Regions from separate parts of the Homo sapiens genome. Here region 2 is linked to region 1. Evidence: chromatin contacts called from ENCODE Hi-C or POLR2A ChIA-PET data. All regions are on one chromosome and are shown on one strand. The core of a region is the stretch at or near the end of the contact, and the rest is flanking DNA. Distances in the headings are between cores, read along the strand shown.

Evidence for each region. A loop is a pair of places that touch in the nucleus more often than their neighbours do. ChIA-PET counts read pairs that join two places held with the same protein, here RNA polymerase II (POLR2A). Pooled maps may share reads with other maps.
Region 2: a pooled map shows a loop between it and region 1 (5-fold over the local background). The contact joins the enhancer-like site here to the promoter of ZNF484 in region 1. A Hi-C loop is called at or near these places in 2 of 37 single-sample maps with no recorded cell type and 9 of 50 pooled maps. POLR2A ChIA-PET finds 5 or more read pairs at or near these places in 1 of 52 experiments (activated B cell).

The regions. Positions count from the first base shown.
Region 1 is chr9:92,872,997-92,880,596 of GRCh38, forward strand. ZNF484 (zinc finger protein 484) reads right to left here and starts at 5,042. Exons shown (of 5, transcript NM_031486.4): 1 at 4,894-5,042; 2 at 2,019-2,063. The coding sequence starts at 2,033. RefSeq lists enhancers at 4,797-5,332, 4,846-5,285.
Region 2 is chr9:92,711,654-92,718,557 of GRCh38, forward strand. It overlaps BICD2 (BICD cargo adaptor 2), which reads right to left. Exons shown (of 7, transcript NM_001003800.2): 5 at 6,886-6,904; 6 at 6,144-6,295; 7 at 1-3,810. The coding sequence ends at 3,501. Among named protein-coding and RNA genes, the nearest start is that of IPPK, 45 kb to the left of the region's middle. RefSeq lists an enhancer at 5,610-5,989. Within about 2 kb of position 4,283, at least 7 of the 41 ENCODE cell types and tissues checked have a DNase peak (open chromatin) inside an H3K27ac peak, as active enhancers do.

The DNA.
Region 1 (7,600 bases), core at 3,792-6,291:
AGTCCTCCAAAAATTCGTATGTTTAGGCTGTAACCCCTAATGTAACTGTATTTGGAGATAGGGCTTTTAAGAGGTAATTACGGTTAAACAAGGTAGGGGTCCTAATCTGATAAGACAGGTGGCCTTACAGAGAGAGATTCTCTCTCCATAGGCAGGCAGGCAGGCAGGCAGGCGGTCACTAGGGAATGGCCTGTGAGCACATAGTGAGAATCTGGTTTTCGTCTACAAGCCAAGAAGAGAACCCTCATCAGAACCTGACCATACTTGCACCCTGATCTCTCAGTTCCAGCCTCCCAGAACTGTGAGAAAATAAATTTTTGTTGTTTATTCCACCCAGTCTATGGTACTTTGTTATGGCAGCCTGAGCTGACTAAGACAACTACTAACAGCTCTGCACACATAAATTTGACAACTTAGATGAAAGGGACCAGTTCCTGAAAAACACACAAACTACCACAACCCTCTCAATATTAAATAGACAATGTGAATAGCCCTGTAACACTTAAAGAAACTGAGTTTGTAATCTTAAAACTTCCAAAAAAGAAATCTCTAGGCCCAGACAGTTTCTCTGGAGAATTCTACCAAATATTTGAAGAATTAACATAATTAACATAAATTCTACACAGTTTTTTCCAGAAAACAGAAGAGAAGGGCATACTTCCCAGTTTATTGTGTGAGGCTATGATTTCCCTGACACAAAAACTGGACAAAGTATAGAAAAAGAAAACACAAACTATACACAATCTCTGGCAGAATAATCAATACAAAGGAACACATTCCAACTTATTTTATGAGGTCAGGGTTATCGTGATACCTAAACCAGAAATAGTACCAAAAGAAAAAACAGAAAGAGAGACAGAAAGAAAAAAAAAAGCGATATCCTTCATAAATATGATACAAAAACCCTTAACAAAATATTAGCAAATACAAATAATTTAAAAAGTATATACCACAACCAAGTGGAGTTTATTCCATGGATGCAACGCTGGTTCAATATTAAAAAATCAATCAATGTAATCTACCATACCAACAGACTCAAGAAGTAAAATCACATGATCATGTCAATTGGTACAGAAATAGCATTTAACAAAATTCAACTCCCATTCACGATAAAACCTCAAGGTTGTTTCAGAAGGTGGTCCTTGGACAAGGAGCATTGATGTTCTGTGGAAATTTGTGAGAAATAAAAATTCTCATATCCCATCCCATAGCTACTAAATCAGAATCTGAATTCAAATGCAAGTAAAGTGTCAGAAGCACTGTTCTATAAGACAGCAACAGAAAAACTGTTAGTGCACGTTCTTTCTTTCTTTCTTTTTTTTTTTTTTTTTTGAGACAGAGTTTCGCTCTTGTTGCCCAGGCTGGAGTGCAAAGGCGCAATCTCGGCTTACTGCAACCTCTGCCTCCTGGGTTAAAGCAATTCTCCTGCCTCAGCCTCCTGGGTAGCTGGGATTACAGGCGCCCGCCACCACACCTGGCTAATTTTTGTATTTTTAGTGCAGACGGGGTTTCACCTTGTTGGCCAGGTTGGTCTGGAACTCCTGATCTCATGTGATCCACCTGCCTCGACCTCCCAAAGTGCTGGGACTACAGGTGTGAGCCACCGCGCCTGGCCTGTTAGTGCACTTTCAGTAGGGTTGTTGTTGAAGACTGCTCTGTCATTAACCATCTGAAGATCTATCAAAAAATTCCTCAAACATCAAGAACCATGACATCTTTACTACAGATGAAATAAATTACTTGTTAATTTTATTAATATAAACCATGTATCCAATTTCCATTATTGCTATGTCTTTCAGGAAGATCAGAGACAATTTAACAGTTCAAAGTTCATGACTGTGTAAGACCATATATTCTAAACTTGACTTGGGGCTGACAGTCTCTTCTTCATTTTATCTGATCTTAGTTTTTATTTATTTAGTCTTGTCATCTTACTATAGGGATTGTTAGATGTCTCCTAAAATCCACTAAAAGTAAAAGAAAGCAACAAATAAACAGATGAACAAATAAGAACTCACCAGGGACTTGGTCATTTTTGGCTCTTCGGACAAAGGGGCAGAAATCTGAGAAAACAGATGGGTAGAGGTACCCATGAGAGAAGGAACTGTGCCAATGTCACACATGGACACATACATCATTTAGTGCCCTTGCACCTTACTCAAAAATTTATTTCTGGAACTACCACATTAAAATATCATCCCATCCCATATTGTACAAAGATTTAAGTGCAAAAGTTTTACCATAACATGGTTAATAAAAAAGAAAGATTAGAAATGTTTAGATATTCAATAATTGTGGATTGCTTAAATACTTTATAAAATATCCAAAGGATATACTGTTCTATTACGTTATTATACTATCTGATTTCACAGGCCCTTCAAGTTATCATCAACCCTGGTACCTAACTCCTCACTACCACTCTTCAATCTGCTCTAAGTGTCAATTGGTGCCCAGAGACTACTCCCAGAAGCCATTACTGAAACCTCAGATTCACTGATTTCCATGCCTTGCTGCCCCTGAGCCAGGCCTGCATCACTCATCCTACAATACCTGATCACAGAGTCTTCAATTCCTCTACCCTAATGGTCCTGGCTCTCTACCAATCAATCCCACATCCCCATGACTGGCCTCTATGCCTGTATGACTACCGATCATGCATCTCCATCAGCCATCCCAAGAGTCCCAATCCTAGGCACACCTGTTTCTGCACTGGGGCCTTAGCACACATACACATCTCCCACCACTGACACAACTAGGCTATAAGCTCCTCCACATACACAAACAGGAACTCAATCAATGAACAAATCAGGGGAAATTCTTGCATGTATAGAATAAATTTATAAATAGAAAACACTTCTAAATCTAATTGTGAAAAACCAGACTATTTACAGAGGAAAAATGAAGGAAATAAGAAAACTCTTCATCTGCAGTACTGAAAGCTAAATGATGTCGGAAATAGCATCTAAAAGACCACTTCTCTGTCAGGGCCAGAGAGACATTTTCAGAAATAAAAGCACTTGCAGAGTATCTCTATCTTTGAGAGAAACACTGGAAGAAGTCCAAATAAATGTAAAATGAACCACACAATAAATCTTGAATAGGAAAATATTGTTTAGCAATAATTCTTGCAAAAGATATATAATTATAAAAAAGGACAATGTGACAATGTGATAAAGAGGCCACTAAAGAGAAAATTAATAATACCCTATGATAAAACATTCCTAATAATCTCAGGAAAAAAACAGAAAAAATGGGGTGCAGAATGGAAACAATGAGCAGAAATTTCATCAATCCAATGAAAATATTATGTAAAGAAAAGGCAGAAAATAAAAAGAGCTAAATAGTAAACATCAAATGGAAGGCATAAAATCAGATAAATCATTATCACACTAAACTGAGATGTAAAATTCTATCAACAGAGACTATAAATTGGATTTGAAAAAAGCAAAAGTATCTATTGTAAACAAATAGGTAATCTGACACAGAGACAAATAGGATACAAAATAAAGCTCTGGGCAAAGACATCATCCAAATGCAATGAAAGTAAAAACAAGGGTGGCAATGTGAGTATCAACGTGGAATTCGATGTTAAAAAGTGTTTTTCTTGGAATTCGATGTTAAAAAGTGTTTTTCTTTTTTCTTTTTGGTTGAAAAAAGGGATCCTATAATAATACCACTTAATACATGAAAAAGGATAAAAAATGCACTAACCATTAAGTGTATGTATGCCCATCCCTCAGATGCACAAATAAAATTAGCAAAAAAGCACATATAACTGCAAAATGAACTATTAAAAGTGATTTTTATTGTATCTCCTCCAGAATATGAAACAAGTAGATCAAAATTAGGAAAGATAAAGATTTGAAAAATACCAACAAGCAAGACTTAATTAAAGAGAATTTTGGTCCATACAACAAAATATAATTTTTCTTTTATATCTGTTGAACAAAGTTCATTGAGTAACTTGGCTTCAAGGAAAATCTTGATAAATTGTTAAAAGTTGAGACTTGATAGTCTGCATTTTCTGACAATACAATAAAATAAAAAACAGCTAAAACATACTTTAATAATTTGGGAATGAATAAACTCTCCTAAATAACTAAGATTCAAAGGGAAACATCAAAATGAACTTATGCATTTCATAAAGATGTACTTAAAGAAACTTTACAACCCTAAATGTATCCCGCATAAAACTTAAGAAAATAAGGGAAAGAACAACAAATTACATCAAAAAGTGGGAAAAAGAGAAAGTACCTAAAAAGAAAAAGAGAAAAAAATTAATATTAAAAGAGTAGGGAGTATTTTATTGGACATTTCAAAATGTCCAATGAAACAGATAAACCTTTCAGACGCTTGATTCTTTTTAAATAGAGAAAGAATGAATGATATATAAATATAATAACCGTAATGATAAAGGAGCTACTAGTCTGGATATGAAAGAGAACAAAATGGAAATGGAAACATGCAATTCTATGTAATATATTCTTTAAATCTTTAGCAAAATATATCATTATAATGAAACAGAAACGAAAATATAAACAGATCGGTACGTATAAAAGAGAGGAAACTAATTAAGATGTGCATCATTCACACTCCTCAGATCCCTCCTTAGTTCCCATAGTCATCCTCCCCCACAACCCCACAGTCCGCCCTCACTCCGCCCTCAGATCCACCACCAGACAGAGACCCCCAGTCCGTCCTCACTCCGCCTGCAGATCCACCACCAGAGACCCCTCAGTGCCCCCTCACTCCTCCCTCAGATCCACCATCAGAGATCGCTCCGACTTCCACTATTCCATCCACTGACCGACCCCATCACTGACCGGAAGGCTCAGGACAGACATCAGAGATTCTTCTTGCTCAGTCCACAGATGCTGCCATCCCTCTACTCACCTGCCCCTCACCCACGTCCTCTCAGGACAGTGGTCATTTGCCTCGGGAGGTGACTATAGTCGCAAGAACCAGAACAGGACCCACTTCCTTTTTCTCAATGCCTCCCAGGCCTAGAGGTACTTCTTACAGCGCTGCCTGGGTTTGCGCATGCTCAGCAGTCTTCATGGCCTGAAGGTTGCCAGTAATCAACATGGCGCTTTGCCAAACACGCTCCCGTTTCAGCGGCTTAGGCTGGGCGCCAGTATGGCGGCGCCCATGTAGACACTCTGGCCTGTGGGCGGCCATGTTGAGGTCATGTAGAGACTGAGAGGCTGAGGGTTGTCCAAAGGAAAGGAAGCAAGCAGAGGTGTGTCCCATCATACTAAGCCAGGACACAATCAAAGCCTATCACCTCAGGTTACAGTCTTTCTCCAATGCTTCTGTGGACACAACAACACTGTTAATCAACAGGAACTAATCAGCATTTATGTAACACCGCAAACGCAGCCGAATACACATTTTATTCGTGTCGATGGGACATTTAGCAAGATATGAAGTAACCTGGGTCATAAAACAAATCTCAGCAAATTTGAAACAACTGAAATCATACAGTTTGTTCTCTGAACACAATAGAATTAAACTAGAAATCAATAACAGGAAGATAAAAGGAAAATCTCCAAACACGTGAAAACACATGCTAAATAATCCATTGTTCAGAGAGAAAGTCTCAAATTTTTAAAATACATTGAAATGAATGAAAGTGAAAGTGAATGAATTTTTAAAATACATTGAAATGAATGACAGTGAAACACAACATATCAAAATTTGTGGGATGTGGCTAAATCAGTGGTGAGAGAAAAATGTATATACCACTAAGGGCTTACATTAGAAAAGAAAAAAATTTCAAAGCAATAACCAAGCTCCCTCACATACTAGAAAAAGAAGAGCAAAATAAACCGAAGGCAAGTGAAAGAAAGGAAATAATAAGGATAAGAAGATGACTCAATAAAATGTAAAAAGAAAAATAGAGAAAAACCGATTAAACAAAAGCTGGTTCTGTAAATGTTAATAAAATTGACAAATCTGTAGAGGAGACACAAAATATCAATATCCAGAATGAAACAGGAGATACCACTGTAGACCATGACGAAATCAAAAGAATAAAGAGAATACTACAAACAACTCTACAAACATAAATTTCACAACATAGATGAAATGCACTAATTCTTGAAAAAGCACAAATTCTCTCTTACATGAAATAGTTATGTTGAATAGCCCTAGAACTGAAGTCATAATTTGAAATATCTGAAAAAGAAATCTTAAGGCCTGGATAGCTAGATCAGAGAATTCTAACAAACATTTAAAGGTTAACACGAATTATATCCAGTCTCTTCCAGAATAAAAAAAGAATAGAAAGAAGACAATAGAAAGATATTCCAACTCATGAGGCCAGTGTTACTCTGATATCAGAGCTAAAGACAGAAGAAGAAGAAATCAGTATTCTTCATGAATATAGATGGAAAAATTCTCAACCAAATAATAGCAAAAATAATTCAACAATATATAAAAATAACTACAAACCATGAACAAGTGATATTTATTCCAGGAATAAAAAGCTGTTTTGGTATTCAAAAATCAATTTGTGTAACCCCCCACATTAGCAAGCTAAAGATAAGCATATTACATGATTATATCAATGCAGGAAAAGAATTTGAGAAAATTCAACACCCATTTATAATGAAAAAAAAACTTTCAGGAATTAGGAACAGAGGTAAACTTTCTAACTTTTAAGTTAGAAAAAAATCTACAGCTAATGTCAAACTAAAAGATGAAAAAGACTGAATGCTTTCCTGTTCAGTTTGGGAAGAAGGAAAATATGTCTGTGCTCATCATTTTTATTCTACACAGTTCTGGAAGACCCAGTCAGCTGACAAAAATTCTCTCCATAACCAGACTCTAGCCATGCTCCTTTGAACTCTCTTGTCAACTAAACCCTGGCTTTTGGGCTTTTGTGTTGTCTGTGAATTGCCCAATATTAGTAAGAATCCTAGCAAGGCAATTTAGTCAGAATCCTCCATCTTCGTATCTGATCACCATTGATATCTAATTGGTTTTCTTATTGTCTACTATCCCCAGGTGATATCTGATCACTCTGGCATGGCTTCAGCAAGAATTCTGTGAGGTCAGTTTAGCCAGATTCCCTCCTATTAGTAATTTTCCGTACACTACCACCCCTCCACCCTGCTCTGTGGCTATAAAATTTCTATTCAGAGGGAAACCTGAATATATGGAAACTGGAGATTACTGCAAGACCCTATTGCAGTAATCTCTATATCTATTGCAATAATCCCTCTGAATAAAGTTTGTCTTACTATTTTTTAACAGGTGTCACGAATAGTTTTTTCTATGATACAGCTCAACAAAACAAGTCTGAAATAGAAGAATAAAGTGGGAGGAATTATTCTACCCAATTTTTTAACTTTTTACGTAGCTACAGAAATCAAGACAGTGTGGTATTGGCAGGGGTATAGACAGTTCAATAAAACAGAATTGAGAACTCAGAAATATTTCCATACAAGTACAACCAACTGACTTTTGAAAAAGATGCAATATCAATTCAATGGTACAGTGGTTCTGGAGCAGTTAGATACCATAGACAAAACAATGAACCTCAATCTAACCTCATGTCTTTATTTAAAAAAAAAAGGATCAGCCAGGCGTGGTGGCT
Region 2 (6,904 bases), core at 3,033-5,532, 160 kb before region 1:
ACAGAAAAAATACAGTACTCAGACATCATTGCAAATAAATACCCCATACAGATGAAGTTATCTCAAATGTAACAATATTTCTTATGAATCAACACTGTAACGGAAGGTAAAAATAGGAGTCCCTACAACTAGGAATAAGAAATGCTTATTCCAGGAAACAGAATTCTTTTATTTTTGTCATTTATATTATTATAATTTTTCCTTTTTTGGAGAAGGAAGGACAGTTTTTCTTCCTCCAAGAGTACCAATTTGACCACTCCCACTAACCTCACTCAGCAAACAAAACAGGATGTAGACCTGGTTTGCTAAGGAGTTTTAATGAGTTCTGTTTCCTGAAATTAACAGTGATTAGTTACACCAAGCAAGAGAAGATATAATGTCTCGCTTTCACATTTGCAAAGAATACTATGGCTAACCCTCATCCCCTACTGCGCATGCCAACACAGCGTCGGCCCTCCTGATACCCTCAGCTCTTCACAAACGTGGCGTTCATACAGCTTGCTCAGCTTGTCCCAGAAGGTCCATTTGGTTCCCAAAGCACACTCAAGGTTTTGTGTTTGCTTTCATTTTCTAAGCCCCTGAATTTGCAAGTAAAGAATCACTGACTAACAGAATTTTGCACAATGACTGTTTTCTTTCCCTCAATGAAGATGCCCAGGTCTGGGTGTGAGGAGCACCTGCCTCACCTGCTGTCCACGCTGGCCTTCAGCATGCCCACTAGCTCTTCCCTGCTCGCTTTTGAGAATGATCTGTGCTGGGACACCTCCCTTAACTGATGAAGGCACTACTGGCAATGATTACTAACAAAAAGGTGTTGAAAGAGAACACCCTAAAAATCGACGACTGTAGAATTTTCTAAGTGTACCACAATTTGGCACAACAACCAGAGTAACAAAACAATTCCAATTTGGAATTTTATTGGTACAGTTGTATAAAATTCTGTTAATCAGTCATGCTTCACAACGTCCTAAAACCCAGAAAATTCTGGAATTTGTAGGTAATACTACTCATTCAATAATTTATCTTTTTTTTTCAAGTGCCTATTACTGTTTTAACCAGAGCAAAGGTCAAGTTTTCTTCTTGTTACATTGAACTATTCCTAAGAATAATAATAATACAATATGAAAAACCCCAGAATCTGAATACCCTGGATTTCTTAATGAACATGGCATTTAAAATCTGTAATTTCAAACATGAACCACAATGCCGTATGATCTAAAGGCTGCTGAACCACAGCGTGGATACACTTAGCTGAGCTCCTCGCTGGGTCAAAGCACTCATCTCCGAGTCTAAAGCTACACGCTATGGAGCACACAGCTCTGCCTCGTGCTGACACCAGACAAACACGGTGGGAGCTGAGGCGGACAGCTACAGGACCACGAGCATAGACCACGGCACCTGAGACCGTCTCTACGCGAGGAATTAAGGAAGCAAATATAATATCAAAATATCAAAAGTGCACAGGTTGATCGGATAAAAAAAGAACATGTGTAACAAGGAGCCCCCGTGGTGGGCGTTTCCAGTGGGCTCCTGGCGAGCCTGGCAGCCAGGGAAGAAGGGTCTTCGGCCCATACAGAGGCCTTTCCACGCAGCAGCTCGCAGCATGCTCAACATTAAAGCTTTTTTTCCTCCCATTAAAAACCTGGGGAATGCTATTTTGAAAAGAATTGCAGTGGCATATCCAAAAAGTTTCTAAGTGGGCTTTTAGGTTGCCCTTCCTTCCTCCTTGTGGGCCACGAGAGGGAAGGGGAAGGGGCTGCAGTGTGACAGGGCCGGGTGGCCAAGTCCTCCTGGCAGCTACTCTACAGCTGAAAACGGGAGAAAAGAGAGCGTTAGAAAGCGGTCATCTGTCGCTTCCTGTTTATCTGACAATTGAAGCTCTCCACGTGCTGGGAGGGCGCGAGCACGTTAGTTGGCAGAAGAGAAGACCTGCATGTGTTAGCAGGGGTCCCAGTGGCTTGGGTGTCTGCAAAGTCCCTTAGGAGTATGGAGAGAAGCTATGTGCCAGGCTTGCAAGGAGAGGGCAAAGCGCATGCAGGGTGGGCATGCCAGCAGCCATCCCACTGCGAGTCTTGCTGGGGCAGGGGGATCTGGGCCCAGGATGAACACGCAGGGGACATACATGGGCGTGTCCTGGAGTCTGGAGGGGACCGAAACATACTCGGCACCAAAGGGAAGAACGCGCAGGGCAGAGAGCTGTGGGAGGGGGCAACACGGTCTCTCACCAGGTAACTCGAATGCCTCTTCCGCATGAGAGACAAGGCAAGCAGCCTGCAGGAGAGAAGACTGCAGCCTCAGGTCCAGCTGGTCCCACAGGGTGATCGGGAAAAAAGTACTGAGAAAAGTTCTGCTCAGAATGTGGGAAGGCAGGTGTGGATGGAGCCTCTGGAAATGGGAGAACCCTACAGCTACCTTTCCTCTTTCTCTGTTGCCATCCCCCAGATTGCACTAAATAAAGAGACCTAAACATCTCCTACCTGTGAATCCTGACAAGTGGCCCTGGCCCTATGCAAAGCTTTCCCAGCACCGGGCTGGGCTCTGGATACACCTGTGGGTGTCCAACCCAGCCAAGCCCTTGGTGGCTCAGACTTCAGGCTAGGGTTTTCAAAGCCCCATGTCTTTGGGACTGAACCCCCTATGGAAGGCCGGATAATTGGCTGCTGGGGTCACCCCAAGTACAAAAGGACGGGCTCTGCACTAAGGACCAAGGTCTGGCCAGGCACTTGGAAAGCTTTTCTCATGAAAAATGAAAACCTGGGGCCTTGGGCCCTGCCAATCTGTCACCTCACAGGCCACTATACAAGCATCCTGATCTCAGAAATGAGAAACCGAGCTCTGGATTCCTGGGTTATGGTCAGCTGTGTCTGTGCCATGTGTGTCTGGCCAGCAGAATACAGGGGCTCAGGGCTGCTCTTCTCTGGGCTTGGGGAAGAAATTCTGCACTTCTTTCCTGAATATGATTTGCAGTCAGATACTGCATAAACTACAACGTACTCCTTTCCATGAAACTATGCCAAGTGCAAAGCCATCCTCTGAGGTCGTACCTATGCTGCAGGCTGGAACCTCCTAAAACTGCTTTCTAGTGCTGACATTAGACACATGCGAGGAACATGCAAGTCTCAACTCAGGTTCTGCCCCTTTTGGGTGCTGAGGGAGCAGGACCAGGACTCCTCCCTTGGGTTTCCCCACGGGTGCGCAGGGCTTAGAAGATGCTTTCATCACACATCTGCTGCAAGAATGTGCAGCTCTATCCCCACCTCTGACCCCCACCTAAGAGAGCAGCTGAGGACTGGGTGCTCCTGAGGGGGCTTTGAGGAGTGAGAAGCGACACAAAGCTCTCACAAGTGTCCTGCTGATGCAACGCCCCATGGCGCCTCGGCTAGACTCCTACCCTCTGTGCATTAGTCACGTTAAGATTGACCTAGCACCGCCGTCCCGCTGCTGCTGGGTTAGTTGAGGTGAAGCAGATGTTAGCTGCAGCGTGCGGCGCCCCACAGCCCCTAATCACAGTAAATGCTGTGCTTCTCGCTGCAGAACACCTGGTTGGCCAGCCCGGTGCCCTCGGCCCTGTCGCTGGCACAGGCACAGGTGTGACTTACGCTCGGTGTGGCTGGCTTGGTCTTCGGGGCGGCTTTGGCACGGCCACGCCGGGTCTGCTCATGGTCCAGCTCGAGCAGCTCCAGCCGCTGGGTCAGCGCCAGCTTCTGCTGGATGGCCATGCGCAGCAGCGAGTTCAGCGTCTTCTTCTCGTCCTCAGCAGCCGCCAGCTGCCGCTGCATCTCATCCAGCTGTGTAATGTACTCGTCACACCTGTGGGTACCAAAAACATGACTGAGGGGCGGGCAGAGCCGAGCAGAGGAGGGCAGGGCAGGGCAGGGCTAAGCTGCACGGCCCTCTGACAGCCCTATACCAGAGCCATCCTTCAATGTGGCCTCTGGACTGGAGGGTGTGGCTGGGGAAGAATTATTCTGGCTTATTTTAGCACAGGCTTTGCTTGGACAAATCCCTGATAAGGGTGAGAGGGAGGCTTGGGCCCAGGCAGGGCAGCCCTATGAGGCTGGCTTGAGTTTTGTGGTTTTGTGGGGGAGGGGCTGCTTTGCTCTTTCAGCTGCATGTAGTGCTTACAAACAGGCTATGCCCCTCAGCGACTGGGCTTCTTCTAGGAGGCGCTCTCCCCGCTTAAAGGCCTCGAGGTGGCCTGGGGCATCAAGACATGGAGAAGCCATGGCTTCTAGGGTGTGGATGTAAATCTAAGCAGGACTGGGCTTGTTCCCAAGGTCGATGCTTCGTCAGTCTGTGCTGAGCACTGACCAGAGCCAAGGAACCACGTGTGTGGACGCCATCAACAGCTTCATCCTGAAACCCGGGTGCGGAGCTGTGGGAGGGTGTGGTCTGTCCCTGGATGCCCTTCTTCCACATGTCCCATATGGGTGGGGCTTGGTAGAGACAAAGGGCGGGTTAAATCCCAGGGCTCCCAGGGCGGTGAGGCTGTGCAGGCACTGAGCACAGCCCCACCCTGCCCACACGCACCCTACTCTGCCTGTCCCCACCTGCCAGGAGCCGGCCCTTGGATAGCACCCTCTCCAAGGACTCTGCTGCCCACCCTTTTGAGGGCACACAGAGCTGTGATCCCTGCAGATTCAAAATCTTGGCTCCATCTGAAAAGTTTTTAAATAAAACAAATTTTAAAAGGTAGGGTTTACATGCCAGATACTGAGAAACTGTGGGATTTTTTCCCCAAGCCCCAGGAAGACAGGACGCTTCCAGAGAAATCCTGGGACTCTTCCTTGTCTGTACCCTGCTCTGGCACGTCCTGCAGGGATACTGAGAAACTGGGAGTGCACGGCACCAGGCTTGAGAGAAGCAGGCCCTATGTGCATGCAGTTCCCACCCTGTCCAGCTCAGATCCTCAGCTTGCTCACCCATAAAAAGGAAACATCTAGGTTATCTGCTGGGCCCATGGTGGGCCTGGCTGTCCCCCATGCAGGGCTGACCCCATGGTGCTATCCCAACATGACCCAGCAGGTGGCGCTACCCATCTTTGGAAAGTGAAAGACAGCGGTACCTGTCAGGGGGCACCTGGGAAGATGCTGAAACCAGGACCTGCCCCACAGAGGCCTGTGAACACTTAGGGAGCCTCGATTCCCAGCCTTGGGGTCTGAGTCCCAGCCAGGGAGGGGTGTGCACCCACCAGGGGCAGCCCACCTCAGAGCCCATTACTAAGAGCCCTCCACAGAGGAAGAAAGAAAGCTGGTCTCCTCCAAGCCCCGGCCCTCTCCTCACCCTCCCCAGATTGGCAAAGTAGAGGATGGGAGGTGAGTACCCAGCGGTCACAATGACGCAGAGGTACAGGGCTATGCACAGAGGTGGGACCCGAACTGTGGACCCCAGCAGTGACCTGCTCCAGCCAGGAGGATAATCTTCCTTCTGAATCTACAAACATAAATACACACTTGTGCCATATGGCCAAGTTCTTGGGGGCAAATACCTCATGAGAGGAAAGGCCAGGACTCCTCTGTCACCTGTTGGCCCCAAGTTAAGTCCCTGTAAATGTTGGATTCAAGGGGTGGGAGCCCAAGCATCCCCTGAAGCTATGCAACTCTGGCCCATCCACTCCAGGATCTGCTCTCCTCAGCCCTTCTGCCCTCAGTCTCCATATATGCAAAGCAGAGACAAGCCTGGGCCTGCTGCGGTTTCATTCACAGCAAAATGGAACCGGCGCCACAGAACCAGGCTCCTGGGGGCTGGGCTAGGTGCAAAAGGAACATTAAAAGGATCACACACGCTCTGCTATCCCCGGCCACATGTGGGCACCTGCCAGGCATGCCCTATGCTCCAGCAACTGCTTGCGTGACCTCGGAGGAAGCTGAGGTGCAGCAGCTAGGGGCCCCCAACCCCATGTGGCCCCCATATCGCCTCACCCTTTCTTGTCACCAACTTGAGCACCAGTGTGCCAGAGATGTGCCAGGGGCCATGCTTCCCCAACCTCGTACCATGCTGGCCCTGATGGAGCTGGGCACAGCCACTGACTAGTCAGGGCTGCAGGCCTCAGCATGAGGCAGTGAGAGGCTAAGGGTTCCAGAGGCAAGTGCTGAGGACAGCTGGCCTTGTGGAAGGGGAGGGCCCGACAGCAGCACGGTTACCTGGTGGCAAACATAGCACGCAGCGAGGAGAAGGTGGCTGCGTCCTCCTTGAGGGCCTTGAGCTCATTGCGCAGCTTCATCATGGTCTCGGTAACCATGGCCTTCTCATTCTCATACTTGCTCTTCAGGTTGGCAAGGGCCACCTCGGCCGTCTGGGGGACAGATGTGTAGGGTGGAAAAGTGAAAGGCGTGAAGTCAGCCTAGAGGTGCTCTGGGAGCAGGATCGGGAGCCCCGGTCTGAAGTGGTGGCAGTGCCTGGGAAGAAAGCTCCTGGGAGGCCCCTCCCTGTGACAAACCCTGGGGATGGACTCCAGCAGCTACGCCATGGGGAGTCCCACCTGCTGATTCTGACTGGCAGAGGAGGGACTGCCCCTAAACCTGCCAACAGGACCTCCACGAAGCCCCACAATTGCTCTCCACAGCTCAGACTATGGCTCTCACATGTTTTCCCTCCAGTATCAGGAAGCACTACGAGGCAGTCACAGTGAGTCAAGGGCAGCGGCATTTCTCACTGGCTGAGCAGCTCTGCTGAGGGGCCCTCACACCCACCTGCCTGCTCCACCCTCCCAGCTGGGGGCCCTGAGCAGGGGAGGGTAGGCAGTCGAGCTACTATGGGGCTGGCTCTGTCTGGTGGTGACGCAGGCCTGGGGGGGCCCCGTGGCAGGGGGAGGAAGGAGGCCAAGGGGGAAACACCCTTAGGCCAGTAGTAGGTGACATGTGCCCCTGCTGCCTGGCACCTCACCTGCTTGTTGGCCTTGAGC